2 separate regions of the Homo sapiens genome follow, and region 1 is linked to region 2. Evidence: chromatin loops called from intact Hi-C (ENCODE). Cell type or tissue: ovary. All regions are shown on one strand.

Region 1 (2,500 bases), 130 kb after region 2:
TCAAGTGTTATCCTTTCCTGCTCTGTCGGGTCTAAAACTCCAGCCAATTTTTAATCAGGTCTTAGGTGCAGGGGCCAGAGCCCTCTGGAAGGGCCAGGGCTCCTATTAGACTTTCCCAGCCTCTGGAGAAACAGGTTGGGAGGGTGTTGGGAGGACGTCAGCCCAGCAGGCAAAATGGGGAATCCAAAGCACACAACCACACAGGCCTGTGTGTGGGCAGCTGGCTGCCATCGGGGTCCTGACAAGGGTGGAAAACAGTTACAGTGACCTGGGCAAGGCCAGACCACAGACACAGAAGGATCTTGCGACAGCTGGTGGAGCCCAAGCGTGGAAAGGCCTCCATCCTAGGGCAGGGCCAACCCTCAGACCAAATGCTAGACAGGGTCGCTGGGACAGGGACTCAGCTCCCAGAAGGACAAAATCCAGATCCAGGAGTGAACTCAGCCGTTGAGACCCGGTCTTAGAACAAGGCAGATGTCCAGTTGTCCAAGCCAGAGCCCAAAGCCTGTGCCAAGCTCACAGCAGAGCAGCTCAGGTGCAAGTCCCGGACGTGGAGCTGAAACGCCAGGAATCCCTCCCGCCTCAGCCAGGATGAGTGGCAGTCAGGGGGCGGGGGGACACATGCCCACAGCACCTTGCACACCATCCAAGGGCAGCTTATGAGTCTGCCACATTCATCCTTCTTTCTTCAAGCTGGTCTCAATCTGACACCACTGTCTGATTGAGTTTAAGAAAGAACGTGGCATTTGCAGTTGGTTTGCATCTGCCACTTGCTGTATGTAAGACCTTGGGCAAGCCATTTAGCCTTTCTGGGCCTGGCTTCCCAGCTGTTACAAGTCCTTATGGGAGCCTTCTTATAGGGCTGTGAGAATTAGAGTTAAATTTAACATTAAATTTTAAAAAGTGCCTGGACGTTGCTCTGGTAATAATGTTCACATATTCATTCCTTCTGTTTCTTGAGAACAAGGAGGGAAGAACCACTAAGACCTTGGTCCTCTATGAAGTAGGAGGGAACAGGGCTGTCCCCACATCATCAGTGCAGTTGTAACTTGAATATTGCTGTGACCCCATCCTGCGGCAGAAACAAAGCCACTTCCCCATCTTGTCAGGGAGGTATGAGAGCAGCCTGCCCAGAGTCCCTCTCCCAGTCACTGCGACTCTCTGCAGTTCCCTAGTGACACCTGAGCTGGCAGAGAAGGAACAGTCAGCTCTTTCTTAGGTGGCGGCAGAAGCTTAACTGTGGCACAGCATGGGAAGCCCTGCACAGGCCCCAGCTCCAGCCTCCTCTGAACAGGAGGTCTGCACAGCAGACTTCGCCTATGCCGGGGTCCCTCCTTCAGGGTCCAGGGCAGGGTGTGGCCAGAAAGTTCCACACCAGTCTAGAACAAGGGGAGCAAGGGCAGGGTCTGGCTCCTTCCCACCCGCAGCTCCAGACACCCTTTGTAGACAGCAGGGGTCACCCCAGGTCTAGAAGCATAGGCCTCAGCTCAGACACACCCAGGTTTTAACTCTGACCAAGACATCCGCCAGCTGTCAGTGTCAGTCCTTTGCTCAGAAAGTGGAATCAAGTGGACTTGTTAGGTTTGGCAATTCCCAGTTCCCCGCTGATTTTAATTAGAACATCCTGGTGGGATGTAAAGAGGCCAGATTCAATGTTAAAGGGTTGAGGGGGTGGTGGCCAGCAAGAAGGTCGAAGCAGTGAGAAGATAGTTTGAGAGAGAAGGCGAGCAGGGTCAGTAACTGAAAGGGTTAATTTTTAACCATGTGAAAGTTTGGGTCTCATTTATTGGTTCAGAATGAAGAGCCGTGAGAGAGAGAGGGTGATTGAGAGAGGAGATGGAGTGAGTGATGCACAGGTGTGAGTGAGGCCAACATTTAAAAAGATTCTTAAGGATGTCTCTTCTGCAGCCAGAAGGTGGGCAGAGATAGAGAGCACTCCAGTTGGGTTTGCTGGGGCCTTTCTTCCTCTAACCACACTGTTTCTGTGCTTCTCTGCCCACAGGCCCCTCCAGCCAGCGTCAGGTGCAGAATGGCCCCTCTCCTGATGAGATGGACATCCAGAGAAGGTAACCCAGCACCCGCAGGGGCCAGGCTGGTCATCTCCCAATCAGGCTGGGTGGCCAGGGGTGCCTTCAGCGGGTGAGGATGCACCAGCAGCCAAGGCCAGGACTCCTAGAGGCATACACTGCGGGAGGGTGCAAGGTGCAAGCCAGACCAGGAAGAAAGAGGGGGCCGATGCGCAGCCGCTGGTCCCGGACACCAAGACCAGGAATGACTGTGGGAGTCTGGCATTCTACAGAGAGTGCTGCTGACCTCCAGCGGGACGGCTCTCAGGGTGACCCAGCAGGGCCCAAGTGCTGCTCCCTTGTTGCCTCACTTGCCCTTCCCCAACGTAGCAGGAGGCAGTCCAGGCATGAGGGATTCAGCCTGTTGGGGCAGTCACGCCCATGGGATGGGGCTAGGGACCATAGGAATGAACCCCCTCACCCCATGGAGCTTC
Region 2 (2,500 bases):
ATTTAACATCTTTTCATTTCAACTTGACGTCCCTTTAGCATTTCTAGTAGGGGAGGTTTAGTGTCAGCTTTTATTTATCTGAAAGAAGGGAAAAAAGTCTTCATTTCTCCTTCCTTCATTTTGAAGGACAGTTTTGCTGCATGTAGTATTCTTATTTGACAGTTATTTTTTCCTTTCAGCACTTTGAATATATCATCCCACTCCCTTCTGGCCTGCAAGATTCCTACTTAGAAATTATTTGATAATCTTATAGGAGCTTCCTTATACATGAAGAGTCACCTTTCTCTTGCTGCTTTCAGGATTCTCTTTTTGTCTGTGACTTTTGGCAGTTTGGTTATTACGTGTGTTAGTATGCGTGTCTGGATTTATTCTATTTGGAGTTTTTTTAACCTTGAATTTGTGTCTCCATGGCTTTCCTCAGAGTTGAGAAGTTTTAGGCTCTCTGCCTCTTTGTCTTTTTCTTTGTATTCTGAGATGTCCATTATTTACATGTTATTTCACTGGATGGTAGTCGATAAGTTCTTTGAGGTTCTCTTCACCTTTCTTTATTCTTTTTTCGTTTTATCCCTCTGACTCAGTAATTTCAAATGTCTTGACTTTGAGTTCGGTGGTTCTGTCCTCTGCCTAGTTAAGTGCTTTTGAACCCCTCTAGTTAATTTTTCAATTGGCTCTTCATAGTTTTTCTTTGTTGATATTCTCATTTTGTTTATGCATTGTTTTCCTGATTTCTTTAGTTTTCTATCTGTGTTGTCTTTTAGTTCATTGAGCATCCTTACAGTGGCTATTTTGAATTCTTTGGTAATTCATATAAATCTATTTAGGGTTAGTTTCTGGAGATTTAACTTGTGGTTTTGATTGGGCCATGTTTCCCTGTTTCTTTGTATACCTTATTATCTTTTGTTGAGACTTGAGTATTTGAAAAAACAGCACCCCTCCCAGTCCTTACAATCTGGCTTTGTACAGGGAGAGATCATCACCAGTCAACTTTACTAGATAATCTGGAGAACTCTCAAGCCTTTTCTTGGGTTGAGTCTTCTCTATGCATGTAATACCCTAGTTGAGGTTTACCTATTTGTACTCAGGATTTTCACTTCCCGATTTCCATCTGTGGTACTGTTTCCTCTCTGGTGCTGTGGCAAGCCTTGGTACTGGAGTTCTCCCTAGCGTCTGTCAGTGGTACTGCACACTCTCTGGTGCTACAGCCAGTTGCAGTGATCTTTGTTTTCAGTGGCTTCCAACCTGGTGCCCACTTCTGTCTTAGATTCAGTTAAGAAACCAGTCCCTCAGGTAGCTTCCCCCCTCCCCCACCACCCCATCAAAGTGAGAACATTGAATGTGTGCTCTACTTTTATCTTTTCATCCAAGAAAGAAGGGATTTGGGATTTTTTTTTTTTTTCCAATGGTGCTATGCTGTGCTGGGGAGAGGCTGTGGAAAGTATATGCCATGAACTTTTCTGCTGGCTTTCATGAGGTTCTTCTTGGCATACTTGGGGTACAGAAACCTCTTAACTGGTTTCTGGATTTCTCACAGAGGCCATCTAACATTGTTAATTCATCTCCATAGGGGAAGGAGGATCTGGTGTTTTCTATTCCATCATCTTCCTGTGCTCTCTCTTTTGGAGTCAACCTTCTCTGGGAACTAATTTAATCCCTTTATATAGTTCATGAAATGTGATAAAATGTGAACTCTGAGTTCAAAAGTGCAACTTGGTAAGGGGACTTCAATTCTATTTCTCAATTAACATAAATAGTAAAAATAACTCATTTGTTGAGTATTTTTACATGCCAGGCATTGTTCTAACCAGTTAACATACATTATCTCATTTAATCTTTGCAATATCTCCAAGAGGTAGGTATGATTACTACTCTCTTTTCCCCCTTCCCCCTTTTTTTTTGAGGCAGGGTCTAGCTCTGTCACCCAGGCTGGAGGTCAGTGGCACAATCACAGCTCACTGCAGCCTCAACCTCCTGGGCTCAAGTGATCCTCTTACCTCAGCCTCCAGAGTGGCTGGGACTATAGGCACATGCCACCGTGTCTGGCTGATTTCTGTATTTTTTTAGAGATGGGATCTAGCCATGTTGCCCAGGCTGGCCTCGAACTCCTGAGTTCAAGCAATCCAACTGCCTTGGCCTCCCAAAGTGCAGGATTACAGACGTGAGCCACTGCGCTCGGCCTACTGCCCTCTTTTTATAGGGGAAGAACCTGAGGCACGGAGTGATGAGGTGACACCCATTTGGCTAGAAATTGTAGACTAGCAATTCCAAGCTTGAGAGTCACGGTACTGACTGGACTGCTCAAAATGTCATAACTCAGAAATTTTAGATACTCTGTTATTACATGATGTAGACCTTCAGTTTGTGTCATTTCCCATCTTTATTACGCATTCCTTTTTTTAATCACTTGCAAAAATAATTGTTTGCCTAAGTGTAACTCCTTTGGCATTTCTTGTATGGCTAATGTAAATGCCCAGCTTCTCATTGAGAATTCCAAGCTTTGAGG

What was found. Peaks named below come from ENCODE experiments on the same cell type or tissue, not always from the same donor. Only the 100,000 strongest peaks of a DNase experiment are listed, where the experiment ranks them.
Region 1: a loop joins it to region 2, with 2.4 times the contacts of the local background. A loop is called at or near these places in 4 of 110 quality-filtered maps.

What each region holds. Positions count from the first base shown.
Region 1 is chr14:100,121,537-100,124,036 of GRCh38, forward strand. EVL (Enah/Vasp-like) reads left to right here. Exons shown (of 14, transcript NM_016337.3): 4 at 2,003-2,066. Among named protein-coding and RNA genes, the nearest start is that of MIR342, 13 kb to the left of the region's middle. In ovary, no CTCF peak of the experiment used is centred here; no DNase peak of the experiment used is centred here.
Region 2 is chr14:99,994,775-99,997,274 of GRCh38, forward strand. It overlaps a transcript of EVL not described here. Among named protein-coding and RNA genes, the nearest start is that of EVL, 69 kb to the right of the region's middle. In ovary, no CTCF peak of the experiment used is centred here; a DNase peak (open chromatin) is centred at 1,187.